3 separate regions of the Homo sapiens genome follow, and regions 1 and 3 are each linked to region 2. A link is a contact called in ENCODE Hi-C or POLR2A ChIA-PET data. All regions are on one chromosome and are shown on one strand. Each heading gives the region's core, a stretch centred on a gene start or an enhancer-like site at or near the end of the contact. The rest is flanking DNA. Distances are from core to core; before and after follow the strand shown.

Evidence for each region. A loop is a pair of places that touch in the nucleus more often than their neighbours do. ChIA-PET counts read pairs that join two places held with the same protein, here RNA polymerase II (POLR2A). Pooled maps may share reads with other maps.
Region 1: a map of B cell shows a loop between it and region 2 (6-fold over the local background). The contact joins the promoter of VTI1A here to the promoter of XPNPEP1 in region 2. A Hi-C loop is called at or near these places in 2 of 168 maps with a recorded cell type or tissue (B cell and CD4-positive, alpha-beta T cell), 1 of 37 single-sample maps with no recorded cell type and 7 of 50 pooled maps. POLR2A ChIA-PET finds 5 or more read pairs at or near these places in 1 of 52 experiments (CD4-positive, alpha-beta T cell).
Region 3: a loop to region 2 is called in a map with no recorded cell type, with 5 times the contacts of the local background. The contact joins the enhancer-like site here to the promoter of XPNPEP1 in region 2. A Hi-C loop is called at or near these places in 6 of 37 single-sample maps with no recorded cell type and 4 of 50 pooled maps.

Annotation. Positions count from the first base shown.
Region 1 is chr10:112,445,405-112,449,680 of GRCh38, forward strand. It overlaps VTI1A (vesicle transport through interaction with t-SNAREs 1A), which reads left to right and starts at 1,811. Exons shown (of 8, transcript NM_145206.4): 1 at 1,811-2,063. The coding sequence starts at 1,970. It overlaps ZDHHC6 (zDHHC palmitoyltransferase 6), which reads right to left and starts at 1,510. Exons shown (of 11, transcript NM_022494.3): 1 at 1,301-1,510; 2 at 1-246. The coding sequence starts at 32. RefSeq lists enhancers at 1,297-1,416, 1,617-1,876.
Region 2 is chr10:109,921,005-109,925,591 of GRCh38, forward strand. It overlaps XPNPEP1 (X-prolyl aminopeptidase 1), which reads right to left and starts at 2,507. Exons shown (of 21, transcript NM_020383.4): 1 at 2,398-2,507. The coding sequence starts at 2,429. RefSeq lists a silencer at 2,183-2,722.
Region 3 is chr10:106,929,742-106,934,405 of GRCh38, forward strand. The region is part of intron 2 of SORCS1 (sortilin related VPS10 domain containing receptor 1); the gene reads right to left. Among named protein-coding and RNA genes, the nearest start is that of SORCS1, 230 kb to the right of the region's middle. Within about 2 kb of position 1,775, at least 3 of the 41 ENCODE cell types and tissues checked have a DNase peak (open chromatin) inside an H3K27ac peak, as active enhancers do.

The DNA.
Region 1 (4,276 bases), core at 561-3,060, 2.5 Mb after region 2:
TCAAACTTGATAACCGAACAGAATGTACCCATTTTGGCAAGGAAGAATGCCTTCCTACTTTAAAAGAATTATAGATTTCCTTTTTCTGTGCGCACATTTCCATGTGCCACAAGTCCATGTGTGTTCTTTAATTGTCATGCCTTCAAGCTGTGAACTGTTAACGCAGATTACACCATTTTCACTGTCAGGCACCCAAAGCTCTTTATCTTAACTAGGAGAATCCAGTGTCTTGGTCTGAAACCCAACCTAAAGAAAACAAAATGGGAAAGTTCAGTTAAAACAAAACAAAACAAAACCTTTATTGCATACCATACTTGTTAACTACAATAAACACCTACACAACAGCATCTCACAAGTGCACTACACTTTGGGATGCATATCTTGTCAAATGTCAAAAAGAACTACTTTTGACTTATCCAAAATATGGTACAAGTTTGAATGGCATGCAAACTGGATACACGATTCCAAAATAGTTTTTTTTATTCCTTCTCCGCTTGTCAGGGGACTGTCACCATCCAACGCTTAGTGAATAGTTTGAGAAGACAAAGAATTTTAGGACCTTAGAGTTGATCTAATTCAGTTTCCTTCTTCATAGAACAGAAATTGTCTTAGAGAGGCTGAGTGATTAGACCAAGGTCACAAGTAACAGGTGAACCAGAATAGAAGGCAAGTCAACGACCTCCCTTTATGAAATTCTAAGCTGCCTCTTATGAAGTCTTGAATTAAGCCAAGTATGAGTCAGACATGGTCTATGCCATTTGCCTGCAGTCTCCTCCACCCCGCCACCCAAACATCAAGAGAACAGTCAATTTGGCCCAAAAGTAAAGGAGCGACAGTGAAAGCAAAGAGAGCATGCAAGGAAAGGAAGGGAGGAGATAGAGCGAGAGTGTGTGTGGTGTGTGTGAAATTATGACCAGAAGAGTATATGAGAAGAACCTGAATTAGAAGATTCGAGGGAAGAAAGAAGAGGAAGTGCCTCCAGGAGCGAGGGAAATGGAAGGCAGGGCGGCGAGCTCCGGAGAGATTTGTGGAAGGGCATCTCTGCCTGGACTGGATCTGAAGATCTGGAAGAGGATCTGAGCTACATGGATAATACAGACTACCACGCAGCAGACGCTGTTGACTTGTGCCTCAGTTTCCCGCCCGAGTCATGGAGCAGAGGGCTTAGAAATAAATCCTCACCCAAGGAAGAAATATCCTGGTAAGCCAGGTTGGTCTCAACATTCAGGAGAGCCTGCTCCCACTCTGGTGGGACAAAGACCACCAAAATCGTGCTTATATTCCCTGCCTTGACTCCCACCTCAGTGTGGTCCCTGGTGTCTGCTCCTCAGCCATCGCATATCCGGGGCGGCCTGGGCTCACCCGGAACAGATTTTTTCCTCCTTGGATGACTCCGTCATGGACACCTCAGCCCAGGACAAGCAGAGAGCAAACCCTGGCAGCGAGAGGCTGGAGTGCGGGACCTGCTACAAGCCGAGCACCTCTCGGCCAGCGCCCTCGCCAGGACTCTCCCGCTCAGGCCCCCTGCGCAGTCTCTGTTACTGTCACTTCCGGAGGTTCGCCGCCTCAAACCTCCCTCCGGAAGCAAGCTGCTGTGCCTTGTAGCGTGTGGATCCGGAGCCGATTCCCAGAACACGAAGGGGGGAAAAAACGCTTCTAATGATCCCTCAGAACTTGCATATTTTCATACGCTTTTCTGGGGGGAGGCACTAATTGGGGCGCTTTTCCTTTGCGAACTTACTTATCTTAAAGTCGGAGCGGAAAATAAAGCACGCACGCAACCCAATTTCCGGAGAACCGAGATTGCGACGAACAACCAGGAAGCGGCTGGGTTGAGAGCTGTCCCCGGTTCTCCGTTCTGCTCTCGGGGGCACCTTCCGGGGTTCCTAAGCCGCGGGGCCCCTCGCTGCCCCTCGAGGCCCTTTCCCTGACCTAGGCTTTGGCCTGGGCTACTCGTTCCGGAGCCGCCATGTCGTCCGACTTCGAAGGTTACGAGCAGGACTTCGCGGTGCTCACTGCAGAGATCACCAGCAAGATTGCGAGGGTCCCACGACTCCCGCCTGGTGAGAGCCTTGCCCGGCTGGACGAGGGTGCTGGGGAGAGCTGGGAGGGTGCGGGCGGTGGAACGCCGCCCGAGTAAGTGTGTCTATGAGGCGCGAGGCTGGAGTGGGTGGTGCCGGCTGTTCCCAGGAGGGATACGGCTTGGCTTGGTTGAGGGTAAGGAGTCAAGTTCGGGTGTGGGGTGCCGTGAAAAGAGCCTTCGGAATCTGAGCCATCTGAGTTCGAATCCCGGCTCTACCTTCTTGTAACTTGCATAACCTGGAAACGTTTCTTAACGTCTTAAGAGTCTTAATGTTTTCATTTGTAAATTATAGACATGTGAGTATTCAAAGAAAATGAATGAAAGTATGTAGCCTATGGATCTACAATCTACAGCGGCGTTGTTGTGTTAGTAATAATATTGTTATAATTATATGCGGCAAAATAGAGGTAAGAATCAGGGTGCCTAGATTCAAATCCTACCTCTGTCACTTAGAAGTTGTGCCTCTTAACCCGGGAGGCGGAGGTTGCAGTGAGCCAAGATCTCGCCATTGCACTCCAGCCTAGGCAACAAGAGTGAAACTCCGTCTCAAATAAATAAATAAAATAAAAGTTGTGCCTCTTAAACAGACTTCTTAGTCTCTTTCAACTTTCCTTCTTAGTAAATGGGGGAAAATTGTACTTCTCTCATGGGGTTGTTAGGTAGATTAAATTTATATAACATATTTAAAGTCACTTTTGGTGTTGTTAGTTGCTGTATTAGCATTAGTATTTTTCATACCCCCCACCCCCATTTCTTGTTTCTCATCCTTCTTGGGGATTTATTGTATAACCCAGTTTCATGTAAAACTTGGTACAAGATAATTTTTCACACTTAAAAATTTCACATCTCCCATCTGGAAATGTTTTTGTTTTTGTGTTTCCTTTTGTGTTTTAGCACATCTTATTTTCTATGCTAGACTGTCAACTATGTGAAGGTGGGAGCTGTGTCTGATTTCCTTGGCGTTTACTTATTAGGGGCTCAGGAAAATAAGTGAATGAGCAGGTGAATATAAATATGATCTTTTGTAACTATGGTTTGTACAATGTTGATTCGGGGACTATCTTTCTCTACAGATTAGAGTAGTTAGTTACAGAAAAGGGTTTTACATTTTTGTTTAGTTTTGTTAGGGAAATTGAACCATCATCTGGCTGCTAGACTTGTCCCTACCCTAGCTCCAGGATATAAAGTGTAGAAAGGTGGATGTGCTCATTAATCTGCGGATTGGTGGGCACTTCACTTGCCCACTTGTCCTGGTACTAGCAATAATTTCTCCCGGACCTAAGTTGTCATTCCTCTTTCCCTTTCCCTACTTCCCCCAAAACTTATGTGTTTATAAGTAATTTTCTTCCCTTATTTCTTTGTTTTTCTTCCCCTCACCTATTTTCTGTTAATAGGGATATTTGCTTGAAGCCAGGATCTCTGAACTTATACCCCACTCATCTCCTGAAGTCCCCAGTTAGTTCTGGAGGAGATGGATGATGTCTTAAAGAGGTTTATGAGTCCAAGTAAGGGAACAAGAGGAGAGAACCAAGGTAGTATATACCACCAAGCTCTGCTGCCTCAGAGATTTTTGTGTCGAAAGTGGCTGATGGCCTCATCTCTTCATGATACATCACCTCGCCTCTTCTCTTCAGTTCTGCTTTTCTCCACTGCCGGAGATCGTCTTGATTTTTGTTATTGTTGGAGACTACTTCCTTTGAATTGAGTCCCAGAGCCTCAGAGTATCAGGACTTGTGGTTCCAGTTAGAGTTTTACTCATTTTTAATTGTAATTGTTTTAGCAGTAGAAACATTTCTTTGGGTTATTAGTTTTTGTATTGGGAAGCTGTTTTACAAGGTAACAAAATCATCCTTGGATGCAAAGTTGTAAATTTCCAAGAAAACAGATCGTGTTACAATTTTTTTCTTGCCTTTATATTTTAATGTGACAATTCTTAACACATAGAAGGAAACTTTTTGAATTCAGTACCTTAAAAATAAAACTGGGCAGAGCCCGGTGGCTCATGCCTATAATCCCAAAACTTTGGGAGGCCGAGGCAGACGGATCACCTGAGGTCGGGAGTTTGAGACCAGCCTGGCCAACATGGAGAAACCCTGTCTCTACTAAAAATACAAAACTAGCTGGGCGTGGTGGCACATGCCTGTAACTCCAGCTGCTCAGGAGGCTGAGGCAGGAGAATCGCTTGAACCTGGG
Region 2 (4,587 bases), core at 1,257-3,756:
TTTCTGTCAGGATCACAGGAGCTACGAAGCAGCTCAATACTACAGCTGCTCTGTTCTTGTCGTATCTTGGTCTCCGCAGAGTCCAAGATCTATCCACCTTTCACTTGTTTGGACAGATAAAATTCTTAAGTTCTCTGTCAAAGCACAATTATCATTAAATATTAAGAACTAGAAGAATATACCTCAGGGACTATCCAACTCAATTCCCTCCTCTAGACCAGGAAACCAAGAAACAAAGATCAAATGACTGGCTCAAGGCCTCACAGCTAACTGCTGACAGAGCTAGAACCAGCGTTCCAGCCTCCCAACATCCAGCTCAGTGCTCCTACCCTTCCCAGAACTTCTTCGACCTACACCTTCTCAACTTCATGATGAGCCACAAAGTGGGTAAGGGGCAAGAAGCATGCAGAGCACTTTCAATCTTTGTATAAGATGGTTATGGTAGCACTAGAAAAGGCCTTCTCCCTCTTTTTCCAAGAAATTCTGGCAGGGTTCTGAATACCTCACCCCCCTGCAACCCCCAGTTCATGGGAATCACACATGTGTAGCGTTCAGCATGGGGCAAAACAAGGAACAAGATGCTCAATCACACCTAGTGGATGAGACAAGGGTAAACTGGAACAAGTTCTAAGGTTGGGAAGTAAGCAATGTTGTCTTTGTCTACCCAGAATCCATCCCTCCTTTTGATGGGAACCTTGGTTTTCCTTTTGAGAATGTACCCTCTCCATTTCAGCCCAAGGGGTTCAAAGCAGTCTTATCCAAACACCTAACAGGCTCTGGGACCCAAAGCAGGTCAATCCCTCCCTCTGGCCATAATGATTGGTTCACAGATGAACATGAGAATTAAGGCAGCCCAGTGAGCATCAGATCAGGGACTTCTGCTCCATTAGGAAGGAGGGCTCAACTTCTCTGCTGGGGCTGTCAGCCTAGAACTGTCATAACCTGCCATAAGGAGAAAGTCTCCCTGAGAATGAAGCGGATACTGAATAAATCAGAGCCAAGAGATGATAAAGAGAAGTCTGAAGCCAATGTTGGTGGTGCTCCCGGATTCAGCCACACTAGAAGCCAGCTCAACCCCATTTTAGGTAAATCAATTTGAGTTCAGTTTCCATTACCGAAACTGAAAGAAGTGCTCACTTTTACAAGGAATGGCACTCAAATTCTACCAGTAGGGGAGGCGCCTGTGGAAAATGGCTTCCCCTCTCTCAGCCTTTCACTGGACTTTCCTTTGAGGTAAAAAAGACTCTACCAGCTGGTGTAGAAAAGACTCTTCTGCTCCTAAAAGGCTGTGAGTCTATAAATCTAGCACAGATCACCTTGGCCCCCTAAAGACCACCTGAGGCCTACAGCCTAACTCATCATTATCCACTTGCCTGACTCCATTTCCAGCACTTCACTTACAGGAAGCTCCTTCCAGATGGAAGTTCTCCACCCCTCCCACATACTTCCACAGGGTGGGTCTGGTTTTCTGCTCACCCTTAACAAGCTGTGGCAACGGCAAATCCAGGTCAAGGTAGGTTTGGGACCCCCCTACTCACAAACACAAGCAGGAGCCATGGTCTGTGTTCAGCAAGAAAGCCTGGCCATGCTGCAAAGTGAGTGCATTCATGTCTCAAGTGGTTAGCAGGTGGGTGACCCCTTGGGGATGGCCAGGGAGTCTGGCCTGTGGCCTCCATGAACTCTGAACACCTCTCTCCGTCTCCCACTTTGTCAGAGGCTCTGATAAGTACATCCTGGTTATGGCAGGGGAATAAACTAAAACATGTTTAACTTGAGGCCGGGAAATTATCTGTCTCACCCTCCTATGCCCAAGGAGAGCCCAGGGCAGGCTACTGGGGGGATTTTCCTGGAGATTATACCAAAATATTCCCTTACACAGCCTCTGAAACCATTTGGGTAGGGAGGGGCCCGCGACCGTCTATCCTTGTGGCGGTGACAGATCAGTAGAGTGAATTGCAGGAGTCAGTATTGTCGAGATTGTAACTTGAGGTTTAGATTCCTGGGTAACAGAAGCGAGGGCAAAGGCTCGCCCACCTCCCCGGACACGAAGAGGGGCCAACTTCCTCCAAGAACGGGGCCTTCCCGCGGGCCAGGAACTGTGACGGCCGCCGCCCCCTCAGGCCGAGTGCAGCAGTTCCGCGGGCATACGCGTCCAGGAACCAGACTCGGGCCGCCCCGTGCCCACCGACCCTCCGGAAACGAACCGGATCTCGCCCGGCCTCATGGACCCCTTCCCCCGGCTCCTGTTCCGGGGCTCCGGCGAGCGCGGCCCTCGCCAGACTGCGGCGGGCCGGGCTCCTCACCCGCGCGTCCCTGCCCGCCGAGGTGCAACACGCGCGGCCGCGCAGCGAGGGCTGCACGCTGCCCGGACGCCGGCTGCCGGCGGAGTGCCCTCACCTTACTCGCGGTGGCTTTCTGGAGGCTGCCATTCGGCGGTGACGTGCCCCAGCCCACGTCAGGGGAGCGCAGACCAGCTGATCACCCGCGGAAGGGCCGGCGCGAAGGAGGCGCGAGAGCCGGCGGGCGGGCGGGCGGGCTAGCGCCGGGTCGGCCACGCCCTCGCCCGTGGCGGGCGCTGGCGCCGCGGCCCCGCCCACACGCAGGCCCCGCCCACACTCCCGGACCTGGGGTTCGCGGCCGCAGCGCCTGCGGCCCAGAGCGGGGCCTGCCCTTCCACACCAGTCCGCATTGCCTCTCCCTGCAGCGAGCGGGGAAAGGACGCAGTGCTGCTGAGTGTCTTCATTTTTGTTCGTTTTTGTCGTCATTCCTCAAAGAGGAAAAAGGGCTTTGCCGAATAAAGGGGCTACTGTCCCAGGGATTTTCCGGCTTAATTTAGGAGGGCTGAGAAGAGAGGGACGTGGCCGGCTCCGGAAGAACCTCGACAGGGTCTTCGAGGCTTTGGAACAGGGTCTCAAGCTTTAGAAATGTCCCCAAAAGTATGTTCCCAGAGAGCTTCAAAATCCAGCTCTCCGCTCCGCTTGGATAGTAAATAGCCCCTTCAAACTTAACGTCCAAACGGAACTCCTGGAACTCCCAATGCACCGAAGCAAAGCAAAAACGTTCTCCACCAGTCTTCTTTGCCATCTCAATCAATGGCTACTCTATTCTTAAGAGGCAAAATTTAGGAATCCTCCCTGCCTCTTCTCTTTCACACCCCACATCTAATCTGCCAGCAAAATCTTGTTGGCCCTGCCTCCAAAATAGACCCCTAATCTGGCCGTGTCACACCACCTCCACCTCCTACCCTCTGATGTGCATCAGAGGGTTGTACCACCCCACCCGTGTGGTTACAGCAGCCCCCCAAATATCCCCTCACCATCCCGCACCTGCACAGTCCAGCCTGAACAAAGCCGCCAGACCAGTCCTTTGAAGCGTGACACCAGGTCACTTCTTTGCTCAGCACTTTCCATTAATTTCTCGTTTCACGCAGCATAAAAGCTCCATTTGATCTACCCCCAGCCACATTTCCTCCTGTTCTCACCTTCCTCACTCTTCTTCAGCTGAAATGGCCTCCTGGCTCTCCTTGAAAAAGCAGGGTACACTCATGTCCCAGGGCTTTTGGACTTGCTCATCCCCCAAATATTGAGGCTCCCTTCCTCATTTTCCTTCAAGTCTTCGTTCAAGTATCACCTACCCTGACCATCCTATTTAAATTTGTAAATCATTCCAATATTCCTAATCCGCCTTACCCTACTTCATTTTTTCCATAGCACTTACCACCTTTTAACAGGATTCTTTTAATGTACTTATGTGTACTGTATTCTTCCCCCTCTCCTGCCACCACCCACGCACACAACAAAACCATCAGTGCAGATTGTTTCTGTTTTGTTTAATGATGAACAATATCTAACATGTCATAAGTTCTCATTATATATTTTCTGCAGAAATGAATGTTTCAGAATGTGCACTCCTCAAAAGCAGGGATGGTGGCTCTCTTGTTCATTGTTATTTCCCTGGTGCTTAGAACAACACCTGGCACTAAATGAAAGTGACCACATTTTTTTAAAGGTGAATGGCACCTCCTCCTGCTTTGACCTTGGTGTAAGGCCTAATATACCTGTATCAGCTAGGTTCTGCTACCTGCAAGAACTCAAAGTCGTTATTGAATAAGCATTTAGGCAAGCCGAATTAGACTGTGTAGTTAAAGCATGAAAAAACTAAAGATGTGCTTCCTGGGAAAGCAGCACACATCTGTTGCATTTCCCCAAATTTATGAAGCCAAAAACAGAGAGATTGTAAATAAAATACTGGTTCCAGCCCACATCTGAAAGCTGGTGGGAAAAATCAAGTTATAAGAGAAAACGAGATAAGAGAGAGAGAGATAAGTGAAACTTAAGGGGGACAGGTATTTAATAATCACATTGCCTAAAAGAAAAGGAGTTGGCTCAGAATTTACGGCATCCAGCTTCAGGGGAGAGAGAGAAATACCTTGCATTCCCTGAGCTGGATTTGAGTTCCTGTTTGCAAGATAAAAAAAGGAACCCTTTCCCCTCTTGAAGTTTTTTTGTTTGTTTGTTTTTTGAGATGGAGTTTTGCTCTTTTTGCCCAGGCTGGAGTACAATGGCACAATCTCAGCTCACTGCAACC
Region 3 (4,664 bases), core at 525-3,024, 3.0 Mb before region 2:
CACAATTGTGAGGGCACAGGCATGTGCACGTGCACACACACACACACACACACACACGTATTAATCAGAGCACTTGGTTGCTGAGATCCCAGCAAGAAAGATGAAAATAAATGGAGTATGGTCATTAAAAATCCTAAACTAATATTTCGAATATGGCATAAAATGAATGCTTGCTAACAGAGAATGGATGGGAGGACCTCTTTTGCTTAAGAAAATTAATGATGGCCGGGCGCAGTGGCGCATGCCTGTAATCCCAGCAGTTTGGGAGGCCGAGGAGGGTGGATCACAAGGTCAGGAGATTGAGACCATCCTGGCTAACACGGTGATGAGACATATTAAATCATCCCTACTAAAAAAATACCAACCGTCTCTACTAAAAAAAGTACAAAAATTAGCCGGGTGTGGTGCTGAGCGCCTGCAGTCCCAGCTACTTGGGAGGCTGAGGCAGAAGAATGGCGTGAACCCGGGAAGCGGAGCTTGCAGTGAGCCGAGATCGTGCCACTGCACCCCAGCCTGGGCGACAGAGCGAGACTCTGTCTCTAAAAAAAAAAAACAAAAAAACAAAAATGAATTAAAAGGTTAAGACAGATTGGTTACAAAATCACCAGGAAAGGTCACTCCTAACAGACTCATTATGCTTATGCTTAGGGTAAACAGTCATCAGCTACCCTGCAAAATAAGTGGCAGGGCTGCTGTATATTGAATACAAATTATTTGCAGAACCCTCAGCTCTCCTTGCTTCATTTTGCTACTGGGATACACGGAAGCTGGCATTGTATGTTCATGTGTGTATTTATGTATCTGAGCATCTCATTATAAATTATTATCTTCACATTCAAGAAAATAGCCAGCTCACAGGCACAACACCAACACAGGAGGGCTTTATAACATCGCATGCTTGAATCAGGTGCATTCTGTTTCATCTTGCTTTGTTTTGGTTTTTTTCTTCAGAATTTGGAAAGATATGATGGTTCTTAGGAGTCAGAACTTTTTCTTTTTTTAATAATATGGTTAGTCAGATAAGGCTTCTAGGTGAAACTTCTTCAAAAGTCCAGGGAACCTAGTGTTCTAATGCTTCCCCACTAACTCCTTCTGAAACCACATCTGCTCAAAGCCTTCTCAATCAAGACATGGGGAATCTGCCCTTCAAAGAAAAGGTAATTTCAGCAGATCTCAGGGGAGTTTTGCAATCAGAATTTCCTAAGATACAACTGTGGTGGAACTGGCTATGAAATGTATTAATGCTGATAACTGTGGTTTTATAATCCCCACCAATTACCACAAATTATAGCCGTGTGATTCTGGAAAAACCACATGCTGTGGAGTTGAATCCTGGAAAAATATACACTGGTTGTCTAATTTCCTTCCTAATTTTAAGAAGACTCATAAAAATCCTTGCCCTACCCTTCTTCTCCTAGAAGACTCTCAGGGACCAAAAATACTTGAGAGGCATTTGTACTTAAATCCTATGTAGCGAGCTCCAGAAATACTTTTTTGGCTGTTAATTAACTAATTCAATGTTGATAAGCCTACTTAATGTACACTCCAGTAAACCAGTACATACAAAGAAACGTGGTCCTACCATCAAGGGGTTTACAGTAGCAGTAGGACAGAAAAGTGATGAAATAAAGTCAACACAATGGAGCTACAAAAACAACTGCAAGAGCAGAATCTCAGAAGTCAGAACTCACTGAGAAGAGCATGGAAGCGGGTGGGGAAAATACTTGGTAATAAGGACAGGAAACTGTTTCACCATGCTGGCCTTCAGTGTAAAGTCCTCTGAAAGCTGGCAATCTCCCCAAGTGCACAAATACAGATGTTTGCTCGTTTGTAACTCCTGAACCAGAGAGCCACTAGCTCAGAGGCATCATCGTGGGAAAGCCCCCTGCAGTTTTCAGAGATGTTGCCTTATGAATAATGGAAACTTTCAAGAATGATTTTGGTTTAAGAACAGGGATAAGTCCTTTTTTTAGGGTTGTGTATGTCAGCACTCTGCCCTGGTAAATTATCTGCAGACAGCATAGTCTATCAAAATGAACTCACTGCTGTTCATTTTTCCTGCCTGCCATGCTGTGTATTAACTATCATCCATTATTTTAAAAACATTTCTGGAATCAAAGGTAAGAGCAAAAAGAAAAACAAAAGGGTAATAGGAGATAAATGCACTGCAAATGCTGGTCATACATGCTAGTAAGACAGGAAAAATATCTCATGGGGAAAAACAAAAGCCAATTTTTCCATAACAGCAGTAATATTCACAGACTTGAATGCTTCCAGGAAGCTTAGGAAAGCACAGGGTTTGGGGACGTTGACAGTTATACCCTGGGGATGTTCTCATGGGGAAAGGTGTCAAGCAGATCATTAGTCAATTTGATCCCCCATTTACAAAGCACTGATGTTATGTGAATTTTTATCCCCTTCCATACACACTGGTAGAAGCATACTATAGTATTAATATAGTCTACAAATATATTATTATTTTTGAGAATTACATGATTTTTTTGATATATTTGAGTATATCCTGAAATTTTTAAAAAAACAAAGTAGAAAGCATTGTCTTGAGTAAAAATAACTTCACATTTGGCTGCTGATTGCTCCCCTGATACCATGCATTTGGCATCAAATCCCCCTTTCCTGAAGCAACTCACAGCACTACTGTCACCTGTGTTATTACTGGAATCTTAAGTTGTTATTTAACTTTGTCACTGGTGACAAAGAAAAGGTATACCTTGCTGCCTTAGAGTGATAGTGATCTTTCTCCCCAGTTCCCACCACATGTGTGTATGCCTGTCTCCAGCTCAACTTATGCTTGCTTCTTGGACAAAATGACACCTTAGCAAGACTCAGGAAAATGAAAATGTTAACTATCCAAGAGAAACAAAGCACCATAATTCCAAGAAATCCAGACCAAGTTTTGCTCTAAGGACACCCTTGACAAACATGCAAAATGAGCTTGTCTGCTCTGCCTTCTGTAGAATCAGAAGCACCTTCAAGGTGAGCACTCCCCTCGCAGCAATGGTAAATTTTAGCTGGTTTGTGCCAACACAGTTGCAAGCTAAATGCTTAACTGGGGATTAGACTCCAATTCAAACCACTTTCCAGGCACTGCCTCCTCACTTTATAATGTTATAGAATGATTATCAATAGCTGTGATTCTGAAACCAATCTGAGACCCGGGCCTCTGCAATTTAAAGCATATCAGTGATCTCTGTCAACATTAATTTTCCCCATCCTAATTTGTATTTCTTTCACACCACAAAGGGATCTAAGTTTATGATTTACCTGGACAGCACGATCGTGTTCAGGTCTAAATGCAAAAGAGATTACATGTAGATGATGAATTTGCATCCTTGTAAATGCAGAATATTTTAGCCATGACAAATGGCAAGATGGGAGAACATGTTCACTGAAACTAGGAAGCCCAGAAATAAGGTATCAGCAACACTAATGAGCAGCTCAGTCAAGCAAACCCCAGAAAAATAATGGGCCAAAGTTCATCGATTCTCTGTATTTTCCAGATTAAAATCACCTGGGTAGCTTTTACACTACCTGTGTCCTGGGCTCAGTCCTAGAGATTCTGATTCAATTGGTCTTGGGTGGGGCCACACATATACTATTTTAAAATGTCCCCCAGAAGATGTTAATGTTCGCAGGATTGACAGCCACTGAGTATAAAATGTATTTAGCATATTTCCAGGCTTAGGATCAATAGAATGGTAGCTAAAATATAATCAATGATTTATTAATTCATTGATTTATTAAACAACTAGTTAATGAGTACCACTATGTGGTAACTCTGGTGCTACAAGGCCAAGAAGTTGCAAACTAAACACTTACTCTCAAGGAGTCCAATAGTGAAACACAATGATATCTGAACAGACAGTTGTATCCAGGATGCCCCCCCACCCCCAGCTATGGCAGAGGAAAGCACAAAGGTCAAGTTTTACCTGCTCCAACTCCCAAGTAAGGATAGCTAACACCCACAGAGGACTCTACAACTTGTAGAGCACACGGAGCATCATTAACTTTACCAGATATCAATAGCAACTTCAACTATGAAAAACATTTTTGGCTGGGCGCAGTGGCTCATACTTGTAATCCTAGTACTTTGGGAGGCCAAGGCAGATGGATCACCTGAGGTCAGGAGTTCAAGACCAGCCTGGCCAACATGGCGAAACCCCATCTCTACTAAAAATACAAAAATTAGCTGAGCATGGTGATGCATGCCTGTAATCCCAGCTACTTGGGAGGATGAGGCAGAAGAATCACTTGAACCCAGGAGGCGGAGGTTGCAGTGAGTCGAGATCACACCACTGCACTCCAGCCTGGGCAACAGAGTGAGACTCCATCTCAAAAAACAAAAAAAAAAAAAAAAAAGAAAGAAAATTTCAAAAGTGAAAATATAATAGACATTGGCGTGGATGTGGTGAAAAGGAAACGTTTATACACTGCTTATGGGAATGTAAATTAGTACAGCCTCTTGGGAAAACAGTATGGAGATTTTTTATTTTTTATTTTATTTATTTCTTTTTTTTAGATGGAGTCGCGCACTGTCACCCAGGCTGGAGTGCAGTGGTGCGATCTCAGATCACTGCGAGCTCGGTCTCCGGGGTTCACGTCATTCTCCTGCCTCAGCCTCCTGTGTAGTTGGGACTACAGGCGCC